2 separate regions of the Homo sapiens genome follow, and region 2 is linked to region 1. Evidence: read pairs that join two places in POLR2A ChIA-PET (ENCODE). Cell type or tissue: HepG2. All regions are shown on one strand.

Region 1 (8,000 bases):
TTCTGTCCCCTAGAACCTCTGGAGAAAACATCCTAACATAGCCCACCTAACATAGCCCAGGGGGATCTGTTTTGGATTTCTGACCTCCAGGACTGTAAGATGATTGATCTGTGTGGTTTTCAGCCACTGGGTTTGAAGGAACATGTCACAGAGGCCACAGGAAAAGAACATCCCCACTACACACAGGATACCCTCGGGAACCACCAGCCAGCCCTTATCAGCCCAAGTGAGCCGACGTCAGAGACAGGCAGACAACTACCAATGAGCACAGAGTTCTGGCTTCCTTCCACTGCCACGTATGGGGAGGATTCCAACTCCCTGCCCCCTTGCAGCCAGGCCACCGCTACACAACTGGGCCTGGACAGTCAGATGTCAGAGGATGTCACACAAGTCCCTCCTAAAGCCAAAGGATGCAGCTGCCAGCGCTGGGCTCCCCAGTCCTCCCTGCCCCTGCCGCCGAGGCTGCAGAGTCACCAGGTGGAAGGACCCCACCAGCCAGGGCCCCCCTGCACACTGCCGGTGGGGAACAGCGTCCATGGTGACTGAGCAAGAACAAAGTTGTTTCAAGTCCCTGGACCGGGGAGTCTTTGTCACAGCAGCAGAGCCTCACCCATCTGAGGATGCATGGGGAACTGTCTATGGGAGCAGGAGCTGTCACCCACATGCATCCAGGGGAACTGTCCACAACAGGGGCCTCAGCCACCTCTGGAAGCAGAGGCCACCTTGGACACAGACCCCTATGATGTCCCCAGGGCCCTGTGACAATTTCCACCTTGGATGGGGGAAGTTTGCCTTAGTCACCAAATGACTGTGAGATGAAATCACTTCTTCCAGACAGTGTGGAGAGAAAACGGAAGACAGAGCAGGTTCCCACAGCTCCCACATACTGCACACGGCCCCAGTGTGTCTTTGAGGCACACACTGCAGCCACCTACAGCCACACACTGACATGGCTGGCCCGACGTGGTCCTCTGTGCTTCCTTCCTCAGGACCCCAAATGTTTTTTCATTTTTCTGCTTCTCAGCCAGGTCCCATGTGCCATGTCTGTGGCTGGGATTCCAGGAAGCCAATGGATATTTTCAGCTTTATTGTCCCATTTGTCACTTGCTAATTAGCTAGAAGTGACTAATCAGAAAACAGTTGGGAGGCAGAGGAAATCCCCCCATTTTCCTGGCTTTTGGTTGCCCATGGTTACTCAGAACCCTCTGGGTGTGTGTGATGGAACTGGGGTGTGTGATGAAACTGGGGTGTGTGTGATGGAACTGGGGTGCGTGTGATGGAACTGGGGTACGTGTGATAGAACTGGGACATATGTGATGGAACTGGGGTGTGTGTGATGGAACTGGGGTGCGTGTGATGGAACTGGGATATATGTGATGGAACTGGGGTGCGTGTGACGGGACTGGGGTGCGTGTGACGGGACTGGGGTGCGTGTGACGGGACTGGGGTGCGTGTGATGAACTGGGGTGCGTGTGACGGGACTGGGGTGCGTGTGACGGGACTGGGGTGCGTGTGACGGGACTGGGGTGTGTGTGACGGAACTGGGATATATGTGACGGAACTGGGGTGCATGTGACGGAACTGGGGTGTGTGTGATGGAACTGGGGTGTGTGTGATGGAACTGGGGTGTGTGTGATGGAACTGGGGAGGGCACAGAATGGGGTTAGGACTTTCTTCATCCTCTCCTGGGTGTAAGGAGAATCTATGTGCTGTAACCAGGCATCACTTCAGAATGACAGTGCTGTGGTCACCAGTGGGCAAAAGCCAAGGTCACCAAAGCCCCTGACTTCAGCCTTCTAGTAGTTTCTAATTGATCAGGTAGATTCCAGAAGCACAAACAGCTCCACTGGGTCCTCCTGGTCTATCCTAGCAATAGCAGCCATGTGACCCCAGGCCACACCTAGAGCACAGAGGGTGGAAGCCACATAGACATTCTTTGACGGGATAAGACCTGTCAACACCATCCTGCCCAGTGCTGCCAAGGTTTCCCAGCCAAGAGTGGGAGGGGGGCATGAGCAGAAAGAAGCAACTAAAGCCCTGCGACCCTCCTGCACCTCCATGGACAGGGCCAGACCTTCCCAAAGCTGGGAGGGCATGCCATCACTGACTGCCACCTAAGGCAGGCCCCAGCCACACACACACCTATGACCCATGACCTTCAATGCCACTCCACACCAGTGCTGTTCCTTATTCTCCCATTTCACGGATGAGAAGACTGAGGCTCAGAGAGCTTGCATGACCAGCCTCAGATCATGCAATGAGTAACTGGCAAAGCTGGGTATTAAATTCAGGTCTCTCTGTATCCACTGTGGAACAGTAAGGAAAGAAGGAGTGCTACCGAGGGCATGGGCAGGGTGCTCAGTGTGTACTGCCTTCGTCCTACAGCCATAGGGGTGGGGTGAAATCACATCACATAGGCACACGCACAATAATTCTGACACACATGTAGATGTGCACACATTTGCCCACGCACACGGGTGAGCGCATTTAAATATGCACATGGGCACTTGGACGGCACAGGCTTGTGTGCACATACACACACACACAAATGCACAAGCATGTACACACAGCACACTGCACACACACATTCAAATACACATGTACAAACATACACACTGGCATATGCACGCGCGCATGCACACACACATTTGCCTGGTTTCTCCACATGGGAAGAGAACGCGCAGTTGCCTTCAGAGGAACCAGCCAGCACCCTGTGCCCTGCTGGGGCACCCAGGCCCTGCTCTGGGCTCGGTCTGCCCAGCTTACCAGGTCTAGCAAAGGCCAGTCCTTGCTGCCTGTGTCCTTTAGGGGCGATTTCATCATGAATGGTACAATTTCCAAAGACAAATAAATAAAGAGGAGGTCTCAGCCCCGCCTCTCAGGACCACTGGCATTTCACTCAGGGCCGCTTCTTCAATATCCTCCGCCCCCCGCCCCCAACACACACAGAGCCCAGCCATGAAAATCCCCTACATGGGACAGTTTCCTGGGGCACGTACAGCACTCCAGGGCTAGCAAGGAAAAGTGGCAGCTATCTGCCCAAGGAGAATTTCCCAACGGCCCTCGGCTGCTGGCTCCTGACCTCATGGGTGACAAAGTCCAATGAAGAAACAGCAGATGTGAAACCAACGGCCCCCCATTTGCAAGCCCGGCATTTTCCAGGGTAAGGTTCTATCGAATGATTTACCAGCTCAACCAGGTTAATCATTGCCTAAGAAATACAAATGGCTCCATCAACCCTCAGGCTGGTCACCCAGGTGCTCCTGCAGGTTGACCGGCTCCCTCCTCATCCTGCAACCTGCACTTAGGGTCTGGTTTGTTGACTGAATAAGCCAGTGACAAATCATCAGAAAAGCCCCTTTCCCTGACTACCTACTACACATCTGGCTTTGGGCCACGCCCTTTCCACCTAAGCCTGCAGTAAAATAGATCCAGGAACTGAGTACAGGCCCATGCAGACAGACCTGGGTTCAAACCTCAGCACCAATGGTCCAGCTGTGGTGCCAAGTCAATCCTCGTGTGTGAAATGGGTTGCTATGAGAATGAAGGAGTCAATGTGTAAAGCAGTGGTTCCCAACGGGGGGCATTTGGCAATGTCCAGACACAGCTTCCTTTTTCCTTTTTGTTTTTTTCAGAGACAGAATCTTGCTCTGTCACCCAGGCTGGAGTGCAGCAGCATGATCGTAGCTCACTGCAGCCTTGAACTCATGGCCTCAAGCAATCCTCCTGCCTCAGCCTCCCACGTAGCTAAGACTACAGGCACACACCACCATGCCTGGCTTTTTTTTTTCTTTTTTTTTTTGTAGAGGCATGGTCTCCCTATGTTGCTGAGGCTGGTCTCCAACTCCTAGCTTCAAGTGATCCTCCCACCTCAGCCTCCCAAGGAACTGGAATTACAGGTGCATGCCACCACACGTGGCCTGGAGACATTTTTGGTTGTCACAACTGGGGTGGAAGGGTGCTGTGGGCATCTAGTGAGTGGAGGCCAGGGATGGTGCCAAATGTCCTACCATGCCCAGGACAGTGCCCGCAATAAAGACTGATCCAGCTGGCTGGTGCCTCACACTGTAATCCCAGCACTTTGGGAGGCAGGTGAGACAAGAGGACCGCTTCAGCTCAGGAGTTCGAGAACAGCCTGAACAACAAAACGAGACCCCATCTCTACAAAAACTTTAAAAATTAGCCAGGAGTGGTGGCCTGTGCCTGTAGTCCTAGCTACTTAGGAGGCTGAGGGAGGAGAATCGCTTGAGCCCAGGAAGTCGAGGCTGCAGTGCGCCATGATTGTACCACTGCACTCTAGCCTGAGGGACAGAGGGAGACCCTGTCTCAAAAAAAAAAAAAAAAAAAAAGTGATCCATCCTTAGATGTCAGTAGAGCTGAGGCTGAAAAATCATGATGTATATACTACAATGCTTGGGTCAAGGTAAGCCCTAGATAAATGCCAGCCGCTGTAATGATCTGGAAATTGTTCCAACAGCTTTACAGCATGACATGATTGCCGGCGTGCTGCAGAGGAGGCTGGGATCAGAGGCTGCGAGTTGCTCGGGTGACAGGAAGAGCAGAGCTGAAGAGGCCTGCCTGGCTCCCTGGGCATTCCTTTGTTGCCACAGCACCTGGCCCTGGGGCACAAGCTGGTCCCAGGCCAAGGGTCCCAGTGTCCAATTTCGGTGTCTGCCAAATTCCCCCTCACTGCCCCACAACTGTGAGCCAGCCTCTCCAATTCTTCTTCATCTTGCACTTCCCCAAAGGGAAGAGGGGCCATTTCCTGAAGTGTTTTCTTGGGTACACTGAACTAACGGACACTCAATCTGGACCCTGCAGGCTTCTGAGGAGATCCCTTCCTTCCTCCTCCTCCTCCTCCTCCTCCCCCGCTTCCCACCCTCCACCTGCAAACCCTCGCTTTTGCCTGAAACGGTAAGTTTGTCTCCAAGGCCCAGCTACCCCTCTGAGCAAGGTGTCCAGCCCTGACCCCGCAAACCAGGCCCTCCTCTGAACTGGTTGTCACTGGCTTTGGGACCCTCTGCTCAGCGTGCCCACAGCAAGAGATGGCCTGCAAAGACCCTCTATCTGACTGGAAGGGCCAGCAGGGAGCCTGGAGCGGGGGTCTTTCTGCAGAGATGGCAGAGCATCTGCAGGAGCTGGTCTGTGTCCCCCTCCAGAGTCACCCTCGCTGCACACACCCCATGCCCTCGGCCACATAAACATGACATGGTCTACGACCCAGCCGCGCTGAACCCCTTCCGTCTCTCTTTCTGGAGGCCAGGCCTTGACATATGTGCTTCCCTCTACCAGATATGCTATCCCTCTCCTCCTCTGCCCCAGATCCTCCTCACTTGACTTAAACACCATTGAAACCTCCCTGCCTCCGGGAGCCCAGGCATGGCTCGGCCATCCCACATCTGTGTGCCCACATCCCAGCCCAGACTGCCCTGTACTGTCACAGAATATGTGCCGGTCTTTAATACCGCAAGGCTGTGCACTCCCGGGGGAGTGGCCTTTGCAGCCCAGCACCATCCAGGGAGCTCTCGCGATGCAGGGAATGTTCTACATCGGCACTCTCCAGTACAAGAGCTGTTCGCCACGCGTGGCTACGGAGCACTGAAGTGTGGCTACGTGCCTCACAAGCTGAATTTTTACTTTGGTCTAATTTTAATTCAATGTAAATAGCCATACATGGCAGCGGCTACTCTTCCAGCCAGCACAGGTCTAGAGGGATGTCTAGCTCCCATCCAGTGCTCCACACCCCCTGAACAAGAGAATGAATGAATGATGAGTGAACAGCACTTGGTTCTCACCCTCCTTTCTCACCCCGCACGATAATCATCTGACTTCAATTTTCTCCACGAGGCCGCAGCTACCTGCAGGCAGGAGACACACAACTGTGTTCGCTCATTGCTGTAACCTGTGCTTTCTTCGGTTCCTGGGACACAGACCCTCAGTAACTATTAGTTAGATGAATTAATGGGTGAATGAATGAACCGCCTGCAACTGAGAGCCTCTTCTCCTTCCCCACCAAGCCTCAGGAAAACTGTCATGAAAAGGAAAACTCCCTCTGGGTGGATTTCTGAGTGCACCTCCAGCCCAGTTCATCCTCTTGCTAAAGGGACCGCCGCCCTACATGCTGGCTCTGTCCTGCCTGGCATTGAGAGGGAGCTTCTGCCGCCGGCGAACAAGGCATCCTTCTCCATGCCTTCTTCCTGCTCTCCCAGGACACCATGGGAGAAGTAGGGCAAGTCTGTCTTCTCTTGACTCAGAGAGAAGGATCGGGATTCCTCATTTCCCTGGGCTGCCATTCCCTGCCTCCTGGCCCCAGCAGCAGGATGCCCCCACGAGGTTTCAGGAGACACGATAACTCGTAAGAACCAGGGTGAATTTGAGAGTCTATTATAAATCAAATGCCTTTCATCCTCGACTGCTGGCTGTGATGTTCTCCAACACTGCTATTCACAGCGAGCGCCATTTGCGTTTTCCCCACCCACCGCCCCGTCCCACTTCCTTCTGATGTAGGTCACGGTGGATTCTCCCTGAGTTCACTAGATCTACCTGCAGTGAGGGGGTGACACCGCTTGAAGCAAATTTAGCAATTCTCTTACAGGCATGTGGGAATCCCGTGCTCGCTCATTCAGCCGAGACCCAGACTTGTACTGTGTGTGGAAAATCCTGTGCAAAGACCCTGGGGCCCACGGGAGGGCCGGCAGGAAGGCTTCTATGCCCAGGTAAGCTGGGCGTTTGGAGCTTGAAAACCACCATCATTTGGAAACAATGCTGAGGAGGGTTCGGATTCTAGAACAGAAGCAGATCAGTCAAGTAGTAACTTGCCCTAGTTTTACCGTGAGCATCGCAGGTCCGCCCCGTGCTGTGTGGTCTGGACCAAGTCACTTCTCTCCAGCCTCATGCTTCCATCTGTAGATGGAGGAGGATGCTGGAGCTCGCCACATAAGCTGTGTGGATTAAATGCCATTCATAGAGCACTGAGCACAGGGACTCTTCACACAGGAGACGCTCAGTAAACGTTATTACTGATGTTGTCACTGTTGTGTGCACGGTCCCTTTTAGCTACACAATATAAGCATCATCTTAGTACAGAACCTAAGCTTCTGCTCCTTCACTGCGAGAAGCATCAAGCACCCACCCTCTTCCAGGCACCATGCTAGGCGCTGGTGATACAAGGACGGGTTCGTCTGCAGGACTTCTCTAGAAGCGCAGCAAATCCTGAGATAACGAATGCATTAAATCAAACACCACAGTACCTGTGGTCAGCCTGTCTCAAAGGATGGAAGAAGCTAAGGCACCCTGCAGGGAGGAGGGCAGGCCTGGGAGAGTTTCGCACCAGTATGAGCTGAGCAGGGAAAGCGGAAAGGGGAACCCTGGCTGTGGGCCTGGCATCTTCTAGGAGTCTAGGAGTTTACAAGATCATGGGCTCTTTTGGGCAACAGCAAAAGGTCGTTTGTGGCTGGAGCACAGGGTGTCTGGTAAGGAACTGGCAGGAGATGAAAATGAAAAGATTGAGTCTGGCCCCAATTTGGCAGCCTTCTCTGCCAAAAAAATGAGGGGTTGAACTTTGTCCTGTGGACAACAGAAGGGTTTTAAGTACCACTCATAAAGTTACTCAACCCCAGAAACCGGAAGCAGAGCCCTCCATGCACGCACACACATGGCATACACACATCTCACACATACACCCTCTCCACACACACGTGCACACACGCAACACTCCACACATACACAAATACACGCACACACACACATGCACATATACACACAACATTCCACAAACATATACACACATACAAATACCCATACACCACACATATTCAAACATACACACACACACACAGGCACACACACATGCACACATGCACCCCTGTGGTGGTCCTGGCACCCTGCACTGGACCCAGAGCAGAAATAGAAGTCCTTAGGCTCCAAGATATAGCAATAAGGAGGTGGCCTGAGAGCCACACAGAGGCCGGGAAGGTCAGCGGCAGGCTGTTTGGAGAAGG
Region 2 (8,000 bases), 92 kb after region 1:
CAAGGCAAAGGCTGGAAAGAATAGAACATGGGCCCAGAGGCAAAGAAAAACACACAGGCCCTGTGTTGACTCTGGGGTGGCCAGGGGAGCCAAACCTCACCTCTCAGAGCCTCCATGGTGAGGCCTTGTGGGGACTCAGTGCCCCTAGCCCTCACACAACAGGAAGGAAAGGAACTTCCCTTCCCCACTGGAGGGGACACTGGGATGTGGCCAAAGTCCCCTTGGTCCATGGGTTTGGTTTGTGGCATTCAAAGGTGAGCCCAGCAGGGCTCGGAGGAAGAAGACCCCTTCAGCTGGCATCTGACAAGGCCACCTCCTAAGAGTGGGAAAGGCTAAGACAATTCCCCAAAGAAGCAGCAGCCTCCTGGGCTTGGTCTAAAGCAGGTGCTCTGTCACTGCAGACCCGAGTGGGGGATCAAAGGCAGGGCCTGCTTGGGGTGGAAGTCTATAAAATCCAGAGAGCACACCCCTGGAATTGCTACGCAGTTTACCCCACGGGTGTGCTCAGACCGGAGGCCACCAGTCAGAGGCAGTGCATGCGTCAGGGGCAATATCGTTTAGAAAATAAAAGCGACTTTCAATTCTGTTTTTAAATCATATTTTCCGAGATCAAAATCTTATTTCCCAAGCACTGCTGCTGAAAGCTGAGGTGAAAACCACCAATAATATCTTAATCCTCCCAACGGCGGGTTTCCATCTTGCTTGGGTTGGGAGCTTGGTGGCTGGGGTTAGGACAGGGGCTGAGAGCCCATTCCAAATAATGGTGCCTGAGGTCACGGAGCGAGGTCACGGAGCAGGGTCACGGCACGGGGTCACAGCGCAGGGTCACAGCACAGGGCCACGGGCACACCCAAGAAGAGCTTCCCTTGACTCCAAGGTCACCAGAAGGTTTCCAAGAAAACTGTGAGACTTTCCTGTCCCTTCACAGCCTGGATGCCAAGGTCCCCCACCATGCAACAGACAAAGGCCTTTATTGACATCGGGTATTCCTGGAAAAACGGACCCAAACCCTGCCTTCAAGCTCACAGTCCTGCAGGAAGCAGGAAGGTATACAGGTGGCAAACCCAACACAAGAGAAGCGGTAGCCACAGTAATGACAGTGATGGTGACGGTGACGGTGACAGTGATGGTGATGGTGATGGTGATGGTGATGGTGACAGTGATGGTGACGGTGACGGTGATGGTGACAGTGATGGTGACAGCGGAGATGACAGTAATGGTAGGGGTCATGATGATGATGATGATGGTAGCAAACATCTGTTGAGCACATGCCACGTGTCCACACTCTACTAAGTACTTTCCATGTATTCTCTCCTTTATTCTCAGAATTCCATGTATTCTCCCCTTTATCCTAGGGAGTGGCTACTCTTATATCCCCAGCTTTCAGATGAGGAAACTGAGAGCTGGATCACACCACTGGTTAAATGGCCTCATATGAAATGTCTGGATCAAAAAGCCTGGCCAGCCCTCCTAATCAACCTGCCCGATCACTGTCCTGTTTTAGGGAAGGACTGACCTGGGCAGGCAGGGGATTTAACGCCTCCACCTCCCTGCAAGACGTAATGGGGAAACAGTGTGCGGGTTTCAAAGTGGAGGCAGGGGGTTTCCTCCTTCCTGATCCCCTTCAAGCAAAGCTTCCCAGAATGGCTGAGCAGGGAGGGCCCTACGCAGGAGCACCCAGTGGAGGCCAGTGGGACTGAGATCAGCCGGGATCCCCTCCTCTAGTCATGCCCCCAGCCAGGGCTGTGCTGGCCCAGAGAGGGTGCCCTGCTTACCACTGGGGGCAACAGAAGAACCCCAGACTGTTCGTCTTTGCAGTGCTCCCTGACCCCTACCCCCCTTCACCAAGCCTGCGGGTAGAACCTGCATGCCAACTCCAGAACCTTGCTTTTTAATAGCCTTCCAGGTGATGGGGTTCAGCTATAAAAAGGAGAGGGACCCACTGCCCAGCCGTGGATGGGTCTGGGGTCAAACAGATGAAGGCCTCTTTAGAAGAGGTGAGAAGCCAGGGTCCCTATCCCCTCTCCTCCCCACTTCCTCATCTCCCCCAAAAACCTGCTTCAATTCAGACAGGGCACAAGAAGCAGGTTTTGAAGTCATTTTTCCTTACGCCAAAACTTTCTAATGCTAATTTCTCCCCCTCTCTCTTATTGGCATGATGTAATTCCCCTTTTCAACAACCCAGATCTCTGAAGTCCTGAGTCATCAGGGCGAAGGCAGGGACAGCGAGGGGGAGGTCAGTCGGGAGGGATCAAAGGTAGGGGGGAGCTTGCCAACGCCCAGGCCAGCTGGGATTTCCTTCTGGGGGCCTGGGGTGCCGTGGCCCACCGGCTCTTGGCCCCACACCATGCCAGACATGGGGACAGGGCTCCTAAGGCCCCCACATTGTTTTTCAGACCTCCTGTGGGCCAGTTCTGAAGAGACGAGGTGACTGTGGGACGGTGCAGGAGTTCCCAGCTCTGTCACATGCCAGCCCGGGCAGCCCCTGCCTGCTCCAGAAAATGGGACCTCACGAGGTAGGTGTGATGATTAAATGAATGAACACAGCAGTTCTCAACCAGGGGTAATGTGGCCCCCCGGGGACATGTGGCAGAGCCTGCTTGTTACGTATCACGGGTTGTTACAACTGTGGGGAGCAGTGGGCCAGCACCTGGCAGGTGGAGGCCAACCTAGAATAAAAGCTCCTCCTGCTCCCTGTGTACCTATGCCACACGCACTCATTTAGGAGAAAGGGTAGATGGCTCCACCCCACATGGTTAATACGGGTGATTTCCAGGTGGTGGGATTCTGGGAGGATTTTTTTCTTCTTGATTTTGTAAGATTGTCGTCAGCCCTGTATGATGGCTTCAGTTTTGCTTTTACAAGAGAGGGGAGGTAAATGTGGAGTGGAGAAGGCAAGAGGCAAAGGCGACCTGGCTGCCCAGCTGGGGTGGTGCCGCGCCACAGGGGAGCAAGCCCTGGCTCCAACTGGGGAAGGTAGCCCTGGAAAACCACTGACTGGCGGGGGGGTCGGAGGGGTTCCAAGCAGAAAGAAGAGGCGTGTGCCAAAGGTCAGAGGCATGGGGAAGCTGAGGCCAGAAGCCAGACAGGGCGGGACGCTCGCTCCACAGTAGACTTTGAACTTCGTGCTCACTGTGATCCAGTCCTCACCACCGGCTGTGACAGAGCGCTCTGCAGGGTCAGGTGGTCTCAGGCGAGGAGGCTGAGGTGACCACCCCAGGTTCAACGAGGGCAGGTGAGAAGCGATCCTCTGCCACGGCTCCTCCGGAGATGGGTCTGCAGGAAGCTGGCCCAGGAAGCTCCCGGAAGGGGCCCCAGTGCAGTCAGGGTAGACCCTTCTGCTCTGTCCACACGCTCTCCCTTCCACAAGGCCCTCCTCTCAGCTCACAGCCAGCCTGGCCACTGTGGGCCTTTCTGACATTCTGCTTTGCAGCCCCAAAACTCTGCTTACCAGCCACAGGCAGTGATACTCTGGAGCCAGACAGCCTGGGGTCAAATCCTCGCTCCACAATTACAAGCTGGGTAAGTAGGGACCTCTCCTCTCCGGGCCTCAGTTTGCTCATCTGTATAAGGGGGACAATGACAGCACCACCTCGCAGGGGCATCGTGAGGATTAGATGAATGTACATCTGCACAAAGGGCTCTAGTAGTGTCTGGCATAAAACAGGTTCTGGGTAAGTGCTCACTATCCTTACTGTTGCCTTGCTGGTGATTCGGCCCTTGCTGCCAGGGTTCCTGTGCTCACACCCCACCAGGGACTCGTCGTGACATCTGGAGGCCACTGGCTCTGGAGTTAGGCTGCCTGGGTTCCAGCTGTGTAACCTTGAACTCTTGAGGTCTCCATTTCCCCTGCTAACGCCTCACGGGGCTGATGAGAGGACGAAATGCGCACACGCCTAAAGGTCTGAGAATGACTGGAGGAAATGGTCATGATTACCCCGCGGTCCCCTCCACTCACCTTGGACATGACTATCATCTGGCTCTGGGCTCTGTCTGGCCCTGCTGGGACTCCCCGAGCTCAGTTGCCACCAGCCTGCTGGGACAGTTCGAGCTCTTCCATTTTCCTACCCTGAAGCAAGCCTCAGTCACAGGGTCGTGAAACATGAACCAACCAGGGCGACAAACAGATGTCAACAAGTCATCATTCCCCTTTCCAATGGGCAGACCTGCCCCTGTAACCTGCCAGCTGAGACCCCACTGCACTTCCCCCACTGCAGACAAGAGGCAGAGTGCCACTCCTGCGTCGCCTACAAGGTGCCCAACTGTGTCCCTGGCCCTGAGGTCCAGCCTGATGGGATCACCTTCGAGACAGCACAGGCCTAGGCAGGGCCTTCCCACCAGGCCTCCCTGAAGGGAAGGTTCAAGAAAGGGGTCCTGTGAGCCACAGCTCAGGCCTGGGATTTGGAGTAGCAGGGGTCTCTAGTGGAAAGCCCACCAGGAGCTCACCAGGCTGAGCCCAGCAGCCTGACGCCATTACCACCACTCTTCACAGGCCACAGGGGTGGGCTCGGAATCCTAGGGCCTGTGTGCACACCGAGAAAGGCTGTGTGCACCACAGCTGGGCCATGTGTTGGAGACACCATGTACGCAATCCCCTGCTTTCAGTACGGACAGAGCCCTGCAGCAGGGGAGTGGTAGAACTCGCACTTACGCAGAGGGCCAGAGGCCCGTGGGGTTACAAGGAAGTGGAGGGGTAGAGATCTGGGCTTGCGCCTCCCTCTCCGTGGGTCCCTCTCCCCTTCCAACAGGACGGACCTCCCAACTAGGCAAGCTGTTCATTCATCCAAACTATGTCTGTTGAGGGGCAGTGCCTCAGTGTCCCCATCGGTAAAATGGAGAGAGTAACAGTATCTAACTGGGTTGTACGGATCACTGATAAAACCTGCATAGCATAGCCCCTGGCAAGAGGAAACACACTAATCACACGAGTGGCCGCTGCACGGTCACTACTGTGACTAACTGCCTGGTCCTGGCGACTCGGAGATCCCTGCACTCCTAAGCCTTCCAATCTGTGACATCCCGGGCTCCCGGCTGGCCGGCCAGTCCTTAGTCTCTCTGCATCGTAAAGCACCACCCGCCCCAGGGTGCATGGGTTTACCCAGCATTAATCACCCCACACTGGTAGACTCTGCTCTAGGAGGCAAACCCACCTCTATCTTTAATTCCTATGCCGTCTTACGGTGTCCACCCCATAAAAACTGCACAGACTCCCGGAATGTGCCCAGCCGCTCTGGCCTGTCCCTTTGCTCACTGTTCCCTCTGCTCATTCCCACCTCCGACCTGCCACCCTCATCTCCATCAGTCTCCATCCTACCTCTCCATCCAGATGCCTGTCTCCTACAAAGAAGTCCTTCCTGAAACTCCCCACCCCCATGATGGCGTCTCTTCCTCCGTCCAAACACAGGACAAGACATAAACCTCTCTAAGCAATGTGCTTTGTTCAATGGTGTATCATAATTGTAATACCCCCATTTAACTATGAGTCCCTTGGGAGGGAAGAGTATGTCTGACTTTCCAAGTGCCATGCCTGAGAGCACTCACTATGCAAGAACAGTGCCCCAGAACACTCAATTTGCACAAATAATATATGGTGTTCAAGTTATACACCTAATGCTTACCCTTTACGAATAGCTGGCATTCAATTTCCCACATCGGTTCCCTTAACTTTTTTGACAAAATCACAAAGGAATGTCCGCCAACCTTGGCAAACACTAAACTGAAAAGCTCACTTATTTCTACCTAAGATGTTTCTGCAGGAGGCTGAAATAGTTTCATGTGCATCTACCAGGTGCATATACATTGATGGACCCACACAGACACGGGGTCAGACCTGGCTTTGACACTAAACTCTACTTCCTCCCAGCTCTCTTTATCTGAGACTCCATTAGAGCATCTGTAAAATGGGAATAAACACCTACCCCACAGGATTGTTGTGAAAATTAAATGAGCACTGTGCCCGGCACACAGTAGGGATACGATAAATATCGTTGCAACCAGGAACATATAGGTCCATCTCTTACAACGGATTTGCTCACCCTACTTTATTCCCCACCAGAGAAGACTGCAAGCTTGGCCGAAATGCCCCCAACCTCAAACCCAGGAACCAGATGAGATCACGGTCATGTGAATTTCCTTTCTAGGGAAGCAGCTCTGCTCTTGGCACCCTGGAGACCTCAAGATCTGCTGCTGCATCCCAAGGATGCTGGGGTGGGAGTAGTCATCGCTTCCATGCTCTCCTCTTCCTCCCAGACGCACATGTAAACCATGTTCCCAAGTCTTCCCCTGCACTCCGTGTGGCCGTGTGTCTGAGTTCTAGCCAACCAAGCGGCCAGATCTACAAACGGCTTGGCTGTGGTGCTCACTCTTTCCCCATCCCCCTGACAATGAAGGACCTAGGGGAGGGCAGACCCATTTCACAAGAAAAAGAGGGGGCAGAACCCTCGGGAGACCCCTGCAGGACTGCAAGAACTGGGCTGCATGAAGCCACCCAGATGCCAGGGCTGCGTGTTACGGCAGCTAGCCTGCCTGGGGAACACACAGCCCCTTCCATACCCGTGGCTCTCCTTCCCTGCAGAGCCTCGCACCGGTGTGTGTGTTGGTAAACAGGGTCACCTAGTCCACACAGGGAGCCAACATGCGAGGGAGGAGAGCCAGGCCTGGGTCTGCTCAGACTGTGTGCTCCAATTTTCAGATATCCTGGACCTCTAAGGAAACTGGCACTGGCCCAGGACACCCAGAGAAGCTAGCAGCAGTCCCGGTGTGATCTTCCTTCTCCATATGACCCCACCTGAGCTGGATGCAGCCAGCCCAGCCCAAGGGAAGCACCCAGATGGCTGTTTGATTCCATACACTCAAATCCTATATCCACCAGGGACCAGACGATCCAGACCACGTGCTTCCCTCCAAAAAGAGTTCGCCCAGCACAATCAGTTTAGTCGCTCCGTCCACCCTACCATTTCTGACAGTAGCTTGAAAGCAGTAGAGCCACGAACAAAGGATGCCATGGGAAGGCAGGAGTCTGGGTTTGAATCCCAGGTGGGCTGCTGAGCCAGCTGCAAGGGTCTTTGCCGACACACTTCCCCTCACCCCTTCCTCGCTGGCAAAACCAGAGGTGAATCAGAGCACTAGTGTGTTCTAGATCCTAGGATCCTTAGAGTGTAGTTATGGACAAAGGGAGTTGCGTTTTCAAAGTTCTGCTGGGCTTTGTCATTTAAGAATCTCTTAAGGCACTGCTACCAGGGCTATTCTTCACTATTTATTGGGAGGCAGCCAGGTTTGCAAAAAAAAAAAAAAAAAAACAAAACAAAAAAAAAACAAAAGAAAAAACACACAACAGAAGCAAAAGAATGGAAGCTTTACGGGGCAAGGAGCTGCCTGTGTGTCCATCACCTCGCACATTCTACATACTCATTAATTTTTTAAACAGATAATAACAGCTCCACAGAGCAGGAGGAAGGAAACTGACAATCATAGAACATGTACCAGGTGCAAGCCACTTTACTGGGTGATTTCCACAGATGATCTCCTCCCTCAGGGCCTTTGCAATTGCTGTTCCCTCTACCTGGAACGCTCTTCCCCCTGGAAGTCCTATCACCCGCTTCCCTGACCACTATGTACAAAGCAGCCCACCACTCGCCCCACCCTGCTTGCTTTTCTCCACGATCCCTGTCATCGGATTTTATAATTACTTGCTCTTAACTTAGTTGTTTGTCCACTCCCACCAACACAGGCTCCACGAGGGCAGGCTCCTGTTTTCTTCCGAGTGCCTAGAACGGTGACACTTAACTGCTGAATGGAGGCATGAAAGCACCGCCAGGCCTCACCTCATTTACCCTGACATCAATGCTAAGAGGAAGTTTCTCTGATCCTCGCTTTACAGATAAGGACACAGGCTAGGGGACCTGCCCAAGGTCACCACCTGGGACACTGCAGAGGCAGGATTCAAGCTCCCCTGTCTGATTTCAAAGTCCAGGTCCTCACTCCCCTACTCCACTGGGTCT

What was found. Peaks named below come from ENCODE experiments on the same cell type or tissue, not always from the same donor. Only the 100,000 strongest peaks of a DNase experiment are listed, where the experiment ranks them.
Region 2: POLR2A ChIA-PET joins it to region 1 with 18 read pairs; 8 of 35 experiments call an interaction of 5 or more read pairs at or near these places.

Annotation. Positions count from the first base shown.
Region 1 is chr16:81,544,480-81,552,479 of GRCh38, reverse strand. All of the region lies in intron 1 of CMIP (c-Maf inducing protein), which reads right to left. Among named protein-coding and RNA genes, the nearest start is that of MIR7854, 15 kb to the right of the region's middle. In HepG2, no CTCF peak of the experiment used is centred here; DNase peaks (open chromatin) are centred at 1,849 and 3,109.
Region 2 is chr16:81,452,184-81,460,183 of GRCh38, reverse strand. All of the region lies in intron 1 of CMIP (c-Maf inducing protein), which reads right to left. Among named protein-coding and RNA genes, the nearest start is that of CMIP, 11 kb to the right of the region's middle. RefSeq lists enhancers at 2,086-2,380, 1,751-2,436, 2,437-3,121, 2,906-3,200, 3,808-4,492 and a silencer at 2,906-3,200. In HepG2, a CTCF peak has its summit at 7,917; DNase peaks (open chromatin) are centred at 2,203, 3,113 and 7,873; H3K4me3 peaks cover 28 bases.